Regions from separate parts of the Homo sapiens genome. Here region 1 is linked to region 2. Evidence: chromatin contacts called from ENCODE Hi-C or POLR2A ChIA-PET data. All regions are on one chromosome and are shown on one strand. Each heading gives the region's core, a stretch centred on a gene start or an enhancer-like site at or near the end of the contact. The rest is flanking DNA. Distances are from core to core; before and after follow the strand shown.

The links. A loop is a pair of places that touch in the nucleus more often than their neighbours do. ChIA-PET counts read pairs that join two places held with the same protein, here RNA polymerase II (POLR2A). Pooled maps may share reads with other maps.
Region 1: a map of mammary epithelial cell shows a loop between it and region 2 (17-fold over the local background). The contact joins the promoter of PPA2 here to the enhancer-like site in region 2. A Hi-C loop is called at or near these places in 10 of 168 maps with a recorded cell type or tissue (A673, Calu3, HCT116 and 7 more), 2 of 37 single-sample maps with no recorded cell type and 10 of 50 pooled maps. POLR2A ChIA-PET finds 5 or more read pairs at or near these places in 2 of 52 experiments (MCF 10A and PC-9).

Annotation. Positions count from the first base shown.
Region 1 is chr4:105,468,978-105,475,311 of GRCh38, reverse strand. PPA2 (inorganic pyrophosphatase 2) reads left to right here and starts at 1,250. Exons shown (of 12, transcript NM_176869.3): 1 at 1,250-1,418. The coding sequence starts at 1,262. RefSeq lists a silencer at 1,060-1,269 and enhancers at 1,490-1,609, 1,900-2,069.
Region 2 is chr4:103,992,696-103,999,618 of GRCh38, reverse strand. LINC02503 (long intergenic non-protein coding RNA 2503) reads right to left here. Exons shown (of 7, transcript NR_186772.1): 4 at 591-788. Among named protein-coding and RNA genes, the nearest start is that of LINC02503, 35 kb to the right of the region's middle. Within about 2 kb of position 3,403, at least 5 of the 41 ENCODE cell types and tissues checked have a DNase peak (open chromatin) inside an H3K27ac peak, as active enhancers do; they include A673, HCT116, dorsolateral prefrontal cortex and 1 more, where a contact is called at or near this core.

The DNA.
Region 1 (6,334 bases), core at 1-2,500, 1.5 Mb before region 2:
TTATGGGAGCATTTGCCTTATAGTTATGCCTATTCAAGTTGACACATTACAAAGGTACCACTGTTGACAAAAACATTTTAGGATCTATAATCTTAGTAGAGTGTCTCTAAGTAGCTAGTCACAATATCTCCTAGGAATCCTTTCTGGAACTTGGGTAGACCAGTATCTCAATTTTAATGATCACACGATAATTGGAGATGCTGAAAGAACCTGGGTGCCCAGTAGGAAAGTAGCCTAGATGATGATAGTCCCAAAGAAGATGGACTAGAAAAAAATAAAATGACACGTGGCAGACTACTGGTTGTTCTACAATATCCATTCTCCTGGATACTGGCCCAAACCATCCTCCTATCTCAGCCTCCCAAGTAGCTGGAACTACAGGCGTGTGTGCCACCCCGCCTGGCCGATGCGCGGTGGCTCACGCCTGTAATCCCAGGACTTTGGGAGGCCAACGCAGGCGGATCAATGGAGGTCGGGAGTTCGAGACCAGTCTGACCAACATGGGGAAACTGTCTCTACTAAAAATACAAAAATTAGCTAGGCGTCGTGACGCATGCCTGTAATCCCAGTTACTCAGGAGGCTAAGGCAGGAGAATAGCTTGAACCCAGGAGGCGGAGGTTGCAGTGAGCCGAGATTGTACCATTGCATTCCAGCCCAGGCAACAGTGTGAGACTCCGTCTCAAAAACAAAACAACAACAAAAAATAATAAAATAAAAGAAAGAATAAATAATCTCTACTGGGTTAGGAAATGGCCTTATGGAGAAGATGGCATTTGAGTAAGCTACTTAGGGTTTTTTGCTCTGTAAGTCGGTGTCAACGTCCCGTTTTCACGTGGTGGCCTGATCATTTTGTCTTATAGTGATGTCTTTGCGTGCATGTGCGCTCATCTCCTATATTGGACAGGGTCTAGAGCAGTTCCTGGCACAGAGTAATCACTCAATATTACATCACTATACTAAAAAATCATGATAGTAATTCTTGACGGGATAAATGAAGGCATGAATAAATGTATGAATTAACGAGTGGCAGTGAGCTCTTCAGGGGTGGTGGGTCTTGTCTCACTCGTCTTTGAGCTGCGGCCTCGCTGAGGGCATAGTGCGCACAACTGGCTGGTGTTCCAGATTCCACTGGCAGGGACCAGGATCGCAGCCCGAGCGCCGGGGCGGGAGGGATGACTCCGGACGGTAGGGGGCACCGGCGTGCGGCCCGGCCGAGCCCCCAGGTAGCTCCGCGCGCACAGCAGGACCGTCATTGACGCCATGAGCGCGCTGCTGCGGCTGCTGCGCACGGGTGCCCCAGCCGCTGCGTGCCTGCGGTTGGGGACCAGTGCAGGGACCGGGTCGCGCCGTGCTATGGCCCTGTACCACACTGAGGAGCGCGGCCAGCCCTGCTCGCAGAATTACCGCCTCTTCTTTAGTAAGTAGCTCCCGGAGGTTCGCCGAGCGGCGCACCGGAGAAACCTGGGTGGGGGATGGAATGGGGGACACTTGGGACGCCCCGCGCGGTCTCCCTTCTCTCTTTTTGGGGCCCTCAGCGGTAGCCGCGCGGTCCAGGCCACCTTACTTCCCGCGGGAGCGCGCACCGAGTCACGAGAACTGCCAGCGAGGAGGCGGCGGATCAAGACCCCAAAGCGGAGAGCAGAGGCGCAGGGCTGCCGGCTGGGGGGTAGATAGCGCCCTGTGCCCTGCCAGCCGCCCTCCCCGAGGGGTAGGCAGAGTGCAAGCGGCCACCCCGCGGCGGCCTGCAGCCATTAGCCGGCCCGGCCGCCGTTCCCGGTTCACACAACTCAGTGAGGAAGGGAAGGCAGAGCCCGCCCACACGCCGGCCTTCCTAGAGGCGTAAGAAACCTCCTACTGCGGGAGCTCCCTGACGTCGGAGAGGCAGGCGGAACTTTGCGGATGCCTAATCCAGCGCGTCTTCTTTTTTTGGAGGGACTCTGATGAAGGTTCTTTCCCCAGAAGCTTGACTTGGTACGCACAAGTTTACACCCTGAGTGTGATCCACCATCCAAAGCCTCGTTGGTTCCGGAGCAGCCCCTTTTCCTCCCCAAGCTGAACAAGCCCAGAAGGCTAAGCGACTTCGGGGGGGTCCCTGAGTTGCCGAGCTCAGAGAAAGGACCCAGGTCTTCGTGACTCATTGTTCCGTGTACCCCATTGTTTCACTGTGTACGTTAACCGTAACAGAAAATAGCGATGTCGGTCGCTTGCCTTCACTCCCCACTGACTGCAGAGCCTTGGAGTGGTAGTATCAAAGTGGGCCTTGCATTATCGCTCCCCTTTTCGGAGCACTGGCTCTGGAGGCTTTCAGTTCTAAGCAGGCCCTCGAGTTCTTCACGTCTTAACTCTGTGACCCCGGACGAGTTTAAGTTGCTAAGCCTTGTTTTTTCTCATCCGTAAAATAGGGCTGCAAGTATTACATGACATTATATATGTAAACTGATTAGTCACAGGGCCTAAAATATAAATTACTATTGTTAATACCGATAATCATTATAGATATTTGTAATTTATGAGAGATTTGCAGTTATGCTACATGAGTTTAGGGTCGAGGATTATTTTGTGGGAAAGAAGAGTTTGCCTAAAGTCGTGTGATTATAATGCAACTAGTACTAGAATTTCTATTTTCTTCAAAATTGGTTGCAGTTTTCACCCTATGCCACATATTTTCTTCTATCTTTGGTTAAGACTGATCAGGTGAACAGGAAGTCTCAAATTTCTGAATGGATTATGTTCTAAAAGGTTACCATGTGATGATTAATGGGAATAGTCAGAAAAAATTATGAAGTGGCAGTTCGCTTTTTAAGCAGATTGAAAAAAGGCCTGTCTACTGCAAGTATTCTAGATTTGCAATAAGTACGGTAATTAATAGATACCCAAATAATAAATATTTATGAAGTGTGCTAGACACTGTTAGGCATAGTACAGAGATTCACAATATTACTATAATTATGGAAAAAGTAAATACACTGGTTGAGCAAAAACAGGCTTGAGAAGCCAGGAGCGCACAGAGTAGTTGACCCAGTACCGGATTTGGAATGGGGAGTCCTAGGCCATAATCTTGGCTCTGCCGTTAACTCGCTGTGTGCTGTTGGGTGGGTGGTTACTTCAGTTCTTTCTCACAGAGCCAGTTTCTTCAGCTGTAAAATGAAGCTTTTGACCTTGAAACGATGATCCTCAAGGTCCTTCTCAGCACTGGTATTCCCTGAAGGCATTGGATGAATAACGGAGATTCTAACAGTCTCTGTTAAGACAGGATGTCGAATGGGGGCATTTTTGGGAGTATGTTGGCCTCTTATTGTTGGTTTGTTTCTTTAGCTGCAAATGTACTTAGGACTCATGATTTTTCTGTAACTAGAGTGCCACAAATAAAATACGTTTTTCATTCAGTTGGATAAACAGGGCAGGAAAGAAGAAAACCCGATTTTACTAAGGTAAATGGGCAAAAACTGGAAGAAAGGGGAGTGTGGTTTTGGAGAGGGTCCCGATGGTAAGATCCTGATTGGAAGGTGTGTTGGTTAAACAATTTCTGAACTAACCGCCAGATGGCATCACTGGCCAGGACTGTTTACTACCTGCTAGAAGGGGTAGGGCAAAGTGAAACGAAGCCACTCTAGGGCGAATGGGGTAAGGGGAAAGCAACGAATAAATTGCCCTTTATAAAGATGATCACAGATTGGATATTTATTACTCAGTGTGTCTGTATGCAGTACTAGGGTGGACTAATGTCTCACTTCAAAAAAAATATGAGTGTAGTATACTTGGCCTAAAATTGTTACTCAGTGTTACTAAAGTGTAATCATTTTCCACATCTCCAAATATATTCCAAGTCTCTGAAATACTAGTGCATTGGGAGGTAGAACATTTTCGAGCTTCATGTCTGTAAATGGTTTCTCTTTACTGTCATTCAGTAAAATCAGAATAAATGATTGATGTAATACTTAAAAAAAAATTGGTGTTAAACTTTGTAGAAAGAGTGAGACAGGATGATTAGGGGAAAGGGTATCCTGATGGGAATCATCAGGCCTCCTTGGTGCCAGCCCTGACCCTGTTAGTATCTTGCTGTCACTTCACCTCCCTGCATCTCATTTTTTAAAACCATGGAATGAGGAGATTGGACCAGATGATCATTTTCCAGACTGCTTAGTTGAACACAAGCATCCCATGGTATATTATTAGGTTTTCGTTAAAACAGAGGGTTTCATGGTTTAATAAATTAGAACACTTCCCATTTTATTACTTTTTTGAAGAAGAATTTGCCTATTTAAGTTCTGGAAAATTCGGATGTAACTTCTCCAAAAACTGAACCACAGAGTACTTATTTCTCAGAACATTTGTTAACATCTTAGTGACATCAGGGTTATGATTTCTGCAACTTCCAGAAGCAACTGTGCTGTAACAGTTCTAAACTAATAGTCAAACCACTTAAGTTGTAGTCCTGACTTTACCGTCTTGGACAAGTCACTCGACTGAATTAACCAGAGGCATCCCTTACCTTCAGATGACATCCGGTAGCTCAGTTTCTCCGTAAATAAAATGGGGATAGCACTAGTAATTTTATAGAATTGCTGTGGCAGTTAAATGAGACTATGTGTGTAATTATCAGTGTCTCACACGTGATAGGTATTTAATAAATGTTATTTATTTTTCCCTTTTGACTTTAAGACATTAGACTAAAATCCTTATTATTAGATTCTGTGAAGGGAGAAAATAAGGTGATGTGATTGATTATTTTGAAGTGTTCCTGTTAATTTATAGGTTTCAGAAGGTTTTTTGTTGTTGTTGTTTATTCATTTTATTTTTATTTTTTTGGTTTGTTTGTTTGTTTAGAGATGGGGTCTCATACTTTTGCCCAAGCTGGAGCACAGTGTGCAATCACGACTCACAGCAGCCTTGACTTCCCCAGCTCAAGCGATCCTCTCACCTCTGTCTCCTGGGTAGCTGGGACTACAGGCATGCACCACTGTGCCCGGCTTCCTAGGTCTTAAAGTTTTAATGGGTACTTGCAGTCTTTTAAATTAACTGTGAAATCATAATGAAGTTAGACTCACTTATATTGAGCCAAAGACCTAATGCTGCATGCCAGTATTCCTTTGATATCTTGCGTGTTTTTGTTTGTTTTGTTTCGTTAATAACTTGAAATTTTATTTTAGATTTCATACTGTTCTCATAGGATAGGGAAAAGCTATGCTTTCCATAATTAGGAATTTTGTTATTATGGGATAGGCAACTGGTTTACTTAGAGAAATAGTGCTGTGGATAATTCAAGTTGCTTTTATTTAGTCTGGGAATGAACCAAGCAGTTCTTTAAAATTAATTTGCTTTGTCACTTATAGTAAGCATGTGCTTGTGTTGAAATTACTGTAGGTTTTCTTTATGTCATTTGGGTAGTAGGAGGAATCTGCCATTGAAAGTGCTGTATCTTTGGACTTAAAAGAGAACTTCCCGTGAATAATCCACAAAATTTGTTTGAGTCTTAAATATGAGTTTCTGTAACTTTTTAAAGTTGGCCTATATCATAGAACTTCAACTGATATAATGGAACACAATGGGTTTTGTGTGAATATAGAAAAAGTATTTTATTTGATTTTTCAGTCCTTAAAACCTTAAACGTTTTCTATATCAGTGCTGTGAAATAGGAATTGTGTGATCTATATGGAACAGAGGAAGCATTTTTATTGAAGTTTTTAGGCTCCTTTACATTTCTTAATCTTTTTATCAGAAAATAAAACAAAGTTAGCTTTAGTCATTGCTGAAGCTTCCAGTAAGAATCTCTATAAGTGGTTTTGTAGTCGTGTGTAATCATATGTTGGTATATGGCATACATTTAGCTGTCTGGTATAGATACATAAAATTAGGTATGGTTTTCACATTCCATTCAATTTTCTCACTTGCTCTAGTGTAAGTAATAAACTTTCATCCTGATACAACTTGCTCTTGTGAGAGAAAGAATCACATAGATAACTTAGAAAATGCTAGAATAAAATCTGATTTCAGACCAGTTGAAGGGAGAATTTTGACCACTGTTTGGCAATATCGTGTAGATTGATGGGCCTGATAGAGGTTAGCAATTAATGCCTAAGGACACAATCTGATTTTTGACGACAGTGAAATACCATGGCAAAAATGACACAGTGACTACAATCATTTATCTCTTTTCCCCTATAATAAATATCCTATTAAAGTGATAGTAAGTGAGGATAAGAAAGGGTAACCCTAAAACAACAGATAAGGAGCCACCAAAGCTTGAGATTTTGAAATATGTATAAAAGATTAAAAAACCAATGGAGATATGGTTATTAATGAAGCAGTGTGGAAGAAGTCCCAGCTTAAGTA
Region 2 (6,923 bases), core at 2,154-4,653:
AAACTCTTCTGGTAAATTGTATACCAAAATCCTTATTGTCTTTTCTTACCACATGGCCTTGAAAGTAATTATTTCAGTCGATATTGTCATAAATGCTGATGACTTAAATTACCACTATTATTACTTTGTCCATTGTCTTTAAAATTTTTATTCTGAGTTCAGTCTTCTCTGCTAATGTATGAGCCAAGATATCCAGTAACTAATTCAACTTCTTTACCTAGATGCTTTAAATTTAGCTCAACACTCAACATATACCACATCACAGTATGTTCCATGTCATGATCTCCTTCACTCCACAATGTCTCATGGATTTTATTTTTTCAATATCTATACTGTTTCAATCTTTGCAACCACTAATTGAGTCCAATCACAGATACTTTTACCTGGATTTCTGCAATAACCCCTAACTGCCTTCCATGAAATTATTTTGTCCCTTTACAATTACCATGCTATAATCCAAAAATAATAATTTAAATCTCAGTGAAATTATTGCAATCCCATGATTAAAATCCCTTGGTAGATTCTCATCAGTCTTTACATAAATATAAAACTCCTACACATGCTTTATGAGGACCTGCATAATCTATCACCTGCCCTCCAGTCCATCCACATGTCACACTACTCTTGCCTCCCATTAGCTGTCTGGCATGCTTTCTTTCCACTGGCCATAATCCAAAAACTTGCTTCACATCTGCTGCTGTAAATTATGACATCTAGTTGCTGTCGTTTCTTCTTCTTCCCCATTTCCGAAATTCATGCCCCTTCCTTTCCACTTCCAGGATTCGTACCTAGAACCAGGTAAACATTTTGTCTTTTTATTTTTTCTGAGTCATATATGTTAAAGAGTGTGTTTTATAGGTAGAGAGGGGCAGAATTAGAATTGAGGTTTGAGAGATTTTTCTTGATAAATACAACAAAATTGTTTCAGTGACAGGAAAGTGTCCATAATTACATTTGCCTATAATATGTATTTAGGATGAGTAACGTAAGGTACATTGGACAACCTCAAAAATAAGTTTTTATAAGAAAAGGGTACAAATCTTGACAATCATGGATATAAACCACTAAGTCTGTCCTGGGATCGAGTTTTATTATAGTGTTTTTAAAATTTTTAGGACCTAAGCCTATAAATCTTATTAGGAATCTTTCTAACTCCTTCAAGCCATGGGCTAAAATTCAACTAAAATTTCTTCTAGTGCTGCAGGTATTTTTAGTGGATGCTATGATAGAATTGAATGCAAGGAGAAGTTGTCTTTCAGCCTTACTAAATTATAATAAGAAGCCTCTGGCTACTGCTATTTAAAAAAGTTATTTTCCTGGGGTAACCTAGGAGGGAAAACGTCAGAATTTTATTACAGACAAGGAAAGGGATTATCATACCCACCTTTCTCCATTCCATAAGGAGTGGTCTCTACACTCCTTTTGGACAGCTCACTTTTATAATAGCTACTAGTTCAATTCTTACTAGTATTCTTTCCACACAATTTTGAATTTTGAATTGTGTGGGAAAAAGACTAGTAAGTACATTAAATTTCATAGTCATCAAACTAGAAAAATTCTCAACAGGACATCTAGTCCCTGCATCCACCTGTGGAGAAAATCTCAGATAATGGTGAAATGCCCAATAAAATTCCAGACTACTAAAATTGCCATAGGAATAATGGCTTAAATCAACTTTTTAGTTTCACTCGATTTCTTAATAGATTGGTTCATAATTAATTTCATTCTTTGTGCAGTGGAGAATATATTCATCTCATTGATAATGTTTTACATAATACTGTCCATATATACTTGGCCTTGAACTAACCAATTTGGAAAATAGGAAGAAAACATTCTCATTTCCCTGCTTTCTCTCAAACATGAAATAGTTTCTCTCTCTCTCCATGTATGTGTGTGTATATATATATGTGTGTGTATATATATATATATATATACACACACACACTCTAATACAACTTGTCTTTGTTTAAAGTCAATTTGCTAGCTAAATTAGAAAAACAAAGACAATGTGTGTATAAAATTTAATAGCAAAACAAGAATTCAAAAATGCTTATGGAATGTATATAAGAATGGAAGAAAAGGAGAAAGAAGACAAAAGCAAAAAAAAAGGATGGTGGGGAAGGGATGGGGGATGAAGAAGGAAGGGAGGGAGGAGGAAGGGAAGAAGAAAAGAAAGAAATATATTTTCAATTTATATATATGATTTCTGTAGTAGACCCATGATGATTCCTAATAGTTGAAATTATTTAAAATAACGCCTATGAATAAATTTTATATTTAGGTAGGCCAGTTCTATTTTATTTACCAATAAAGAAAGAGAAAATGATAAAATAAGAGAAGAAAATCAATCCTATTAGTGAGGAAATGAAGCTGAAATTTTCTACACTGTTTCTATGAGCCATTAAACATTTTTTAAAATTTCTCTGATTGCAGATTTAATAAAAATTTGTCTTCAGAAACTGCTGATTTTAAAATAATTTCTTACTATTGAGAATACAGCACTGCAAAGACAATACTTGTTTGGATAAATTTCTACAGAATGCTGAGATTTTTTTTTTTTTTTAAAGACCCTTCTTAGTAGCTAGCAGGGAGGAAAAATGATAACCCCTGATTTTCTCCAAACATCCACGTATCATTCCCCAACCTGGACCTGGAAATAGTTTTTATAGCTTGAAAAAAATGTCAGAAACATCTTCCGTTGAATTTAAAGGCTGTCTTCATGGTCATGTGAAAGGATTAGGAGAGCTGTGGGAACAAGCAGGTCTGGAATGTGCTTCAAAAGCTGCAACTGTAAAAGATGAGTCATGGCTGTGGGGCCAGTCAAGCTGAGACAAGAAGAGTGTTGTGCAGGCAGCACTCAGCCTTGAAGGATTTACACAATAAAAAATAAATAAAATAAGTCTGTTGCTATGAAATGCAGGCCATTGAAGGCTTAAATTTTAAAATGCTTTAATGTCTTTGTGTCTGCTTTGTTAGAAAGAAACAGAAAAATCTGTATTTCATAAATAATTTGGGTTATTGCCAATGGGGAAAGGAAACGTAGTGATTATTTTAATGGCAAATAAATTTATCGAGCTTTTTCTAAGCAGCAAGACCTCAATTATCAGTAGCAGCAAATAAAACAGCAGAAATGCCTGATAAAAGTCAGGGTAGAACTCCCTTTATCTATTCTTTATTCAAACTAAATGGGACAGTTAATGTTGTGCCTTGAGCAGGATCTTTGTAGTAAATTGGCCGTTTTCTTTTCCCCCAACACATTCTGGGATGCCTTTCAGGACAAGTAGACAAAGGAATTAGTATCTGTCCCTTTAACAGGGATTGTCTCTCTATGCCTGTCCTCCAACTCCCTGGCTATACTCCTGTCAAATGTTTTATAGGGATTAGAGGAGGAAATAGGACTAATGGATTTTCGTCTGAGACTTGATCTTCTAGTGCCATCTATTGCTGCTTTTATTTTTAACTTCCATGGCCAAGTTTTCATTAAAGGTTCAGCAATTCAGGACTATTTTTAAGTCTTAAATGATTGATTAAATTAAACACAGAGCCAATTAAATTCTCATCTCATATGGAGTGACTTTTAGCAATATTTTTCTGCTAAATATAATGAAGGAAAATGCACATATATGATCTAAGTTTGTACTGGAACTAAGGCTAGGTCATCCCAGTTCTGTTTTGTTTTCTTTAAAACCCTCCTTTTAAGTCTGAGTTATCAAGATAATTATCTCAATTATTTAATCTGAGTGACTCCATCGATATTTAATGGTCTCATCAAGATTAGATCTGCCCAAGCATCTAAGAATATTGGTGGGGAAAAATGTAGAAGTTGTAATTTCTTATTTTTCAGTAAAAATGGAATTTTATCTCATTGTGCCTAAACTTCTATTCCAAATTATTCTCTCTCCCTTCTTGTCTGCAAAAAGAGTTCTATTAGTACTAATATTTCATTTATATGAGCAAAGGGAAAAGTGGAAATGAATAACTATCTAATGTCTTTGATTGCTATAGGTAACAATTTTCCTGGGCAAGAAACCCTACCCCACCTTAATCTGACAATATTTTCTATTCTGAATTATAAAGGTAATTTTATTTATGCAGACAAAGGTAACACTGATTAAATAATCTAAATTCTAGCTTCTAACAACAGGTCATGGAAATTCTGGCTTATCCTGTCAGTTAAACATTAAAACAAAGTGTGCCTCCCATGTTAAATGCATGTGTTCAAAAGATATTTTGCTAAAGTTGTCATTCTTGACTTCTACTTGGCAATGTTTTGACAGGATATTCTCATCACGTCAAAACTAGCCGTGATTGGCCGGGCGCAGTGGCTCACGCCTGTAATCCCAGCACTTTGGGAGGCCGAGGTGGGCGGATCACGAGGTTAGGAGATCGAGACTATCCTGGCTAACACGGTGAAACCCCGTCACTACTAAAAATACAAAAAAATTAGCTGGGCGTGGCAGCGGGCTCCTATAGTCCCAGCTACTCGGGAGGCTGAGGCAGGAGAATGGCGTGAACTCGGGAGGCGGAGCTTGCAGTGAGCGGAGATCGCGCCCCTGAACTCCAGCCTGGGCGACAAGCGACAAAGGGAGACTCCGTCTCAAAAAAAAAAACAACAAAAAAACTGGCTATTATTCATGACTGTTGATCGACTGCAAAAAATAATGGTTATTCTAAAAACGATGAGAGAAGTGAAAGACCTCCTTATTTTCTTAAGAATTATTATTTCACAGGCTATTTTTTTGTTTCTTTGCTTTTTGCTTGTGTGTGTGTGTAAGTTTGGTTGTTTTTTATTAAGTGCCAACTGAGGGGAGCACACTGAAGAATAGAAACTATGGTCTGACAGGGTAAAATAAATGAACAAATCATAATGAAAAACAATTATTTTTTTTCAAGCATCTGATAGGTGTGTGTGTAATATGGGGAAAAGTCATATTGTAAATATCTTCCCAATATATCATACAAATAATTAAAACCGCCTTAAGTTGTTAGGTTTTGCAATCTTCCCTCCTTCGTCATCCTTCCTTTTTTCTTTCACAATAGTTAGAAAATTTTACATTCTAGCTCAGAATATAATACTTGAAATATATTTTCCTATTTTAAGCAATAAAAACATTAAAGAGACAAACTTTCACACTGTGGCTTAGAGAAAGATTATCAAGACTAAGAACAAGATGTGGAAATTGCTTAGAAGTAATGGCTATCTGCCACATTCTGGTGGTAAAGGATAAAACAGCAAAATGGACATAATTTTATTAAATATTTCTGACTGCAAAGGAAAATTTGTTAGAAAATAACAGGTAAATCAATCCGTTGGGGATACCATTATTATCAGTTTTATTAGAGAACCAGAAGAGGGCACTCACCTCCTGCAAAAGATAGCAAACTAACTAGAGCAAGCAATTGGATATGTCTTCAAATAAATAAAAACAAAGGATTCTAGTGTAACATTCATTATAGAGCCTTCTAGCATACTTCATGATAAATGTATAATTGATGATGTTCTATAATATCAAATAAATACTGAAAATATATACTACATTTGTATTACTTCAGTGGTAGCTCAAGACATTAAGTTGCTTTTTTTTTTAATATTACCATCCTTTTCCATGGTTTCATATTGAAATAAGGATTTGAGAATGATGTAATTTACTTGTATTTATTTGTTTTTCTTATTTGATTAAGAAGAAAAGAAAAGCTATGACTAGGTTCCAAAACTAACTACCACAATAAACAGTTGCCCAAAGAAAGTTTTTAAGATATTTTCCAGGGAATTCTCTGTCTCTGTGTCTCTCTCTTGATATTAATAGAGATATCGATAAAAGTTATATATACAGATATATGAATATGTATGTCTGTATAAATATACATATATATACATGTGTGATCTGAGCATTAAGTTAATTATCATCTAAAGTTATCCAAAACCTTGAAAAATGAAAGAAAAGTTGTATATTCTTCAGTTGTTTGGTATAGAAATTTATTAATAAAAATTAAGTCAAATTTGGTGATAGTGGTTTTATCTTTTCCTGTTGTCTTCTCATCTGCTACAAGGGTGGTGTTGAGTTGTCTCTGTTTCCCTTTCTTTCATAATCATATCATGTATTTTGAAGCTCTTATGTTTGGTGCATTAATATTTAATATTATTTTGTCTTCCATTTAAATTGTTTTTTTAATATTTGTGAAACTTTCTTCATCTCCAGAAAATTTTCTGTCCAAATTCTGGGTTCTAAAATTAATTACTACACAGTTTGACTGAAGAAAGTCTTCAGGACATTCTCTAAGGAATTCTCTCTCTCTGTCTCTCTCTTGATAGTGGTTAGATACAGATATAGATAGATACAGAAGATATATAGATATATGCATTCATAAATCAAGACCCATATACAAATGCATATATCTATATATGGATCTTGATATTTTACCCAGTATGTTAATCTCTGCCTTTTATGTTGAGTATTTAGTAAATTATATGGTTATATGCTAAGCATAGCATTTTTCTATTTGTTTTCTGTTTGTTTTGTCTATTTTCTTTTTGTATCTCTTTGACCTTATGTTGGATTAATTAAATAAAGGATTTATCGATCTGGTATTTTAATTATCTATTTAAATATATATATATACACTTTTGTGTACATTTTTCTGGTTGTTCTAAGGATTACAATATGCATCCTTAACATATCACAGCATAATAAGAATTAATACACCACATTGGCAAAAATATCATAATTCTTCAACAAACAGTATAAGAAACTTCTATCATTTGCACTATCATTTTTTCATAATTTACAATTATATAAGACATAAGTCCCCTAGAAATCAATAACAAGAGGAACTTTGGAAACTGTACAAACACATAGAAATTAAAGAATATGCTCCTGAATAACAAGTGGGTCAATGAAGAAATTAATAAGAAAATTGAAAAA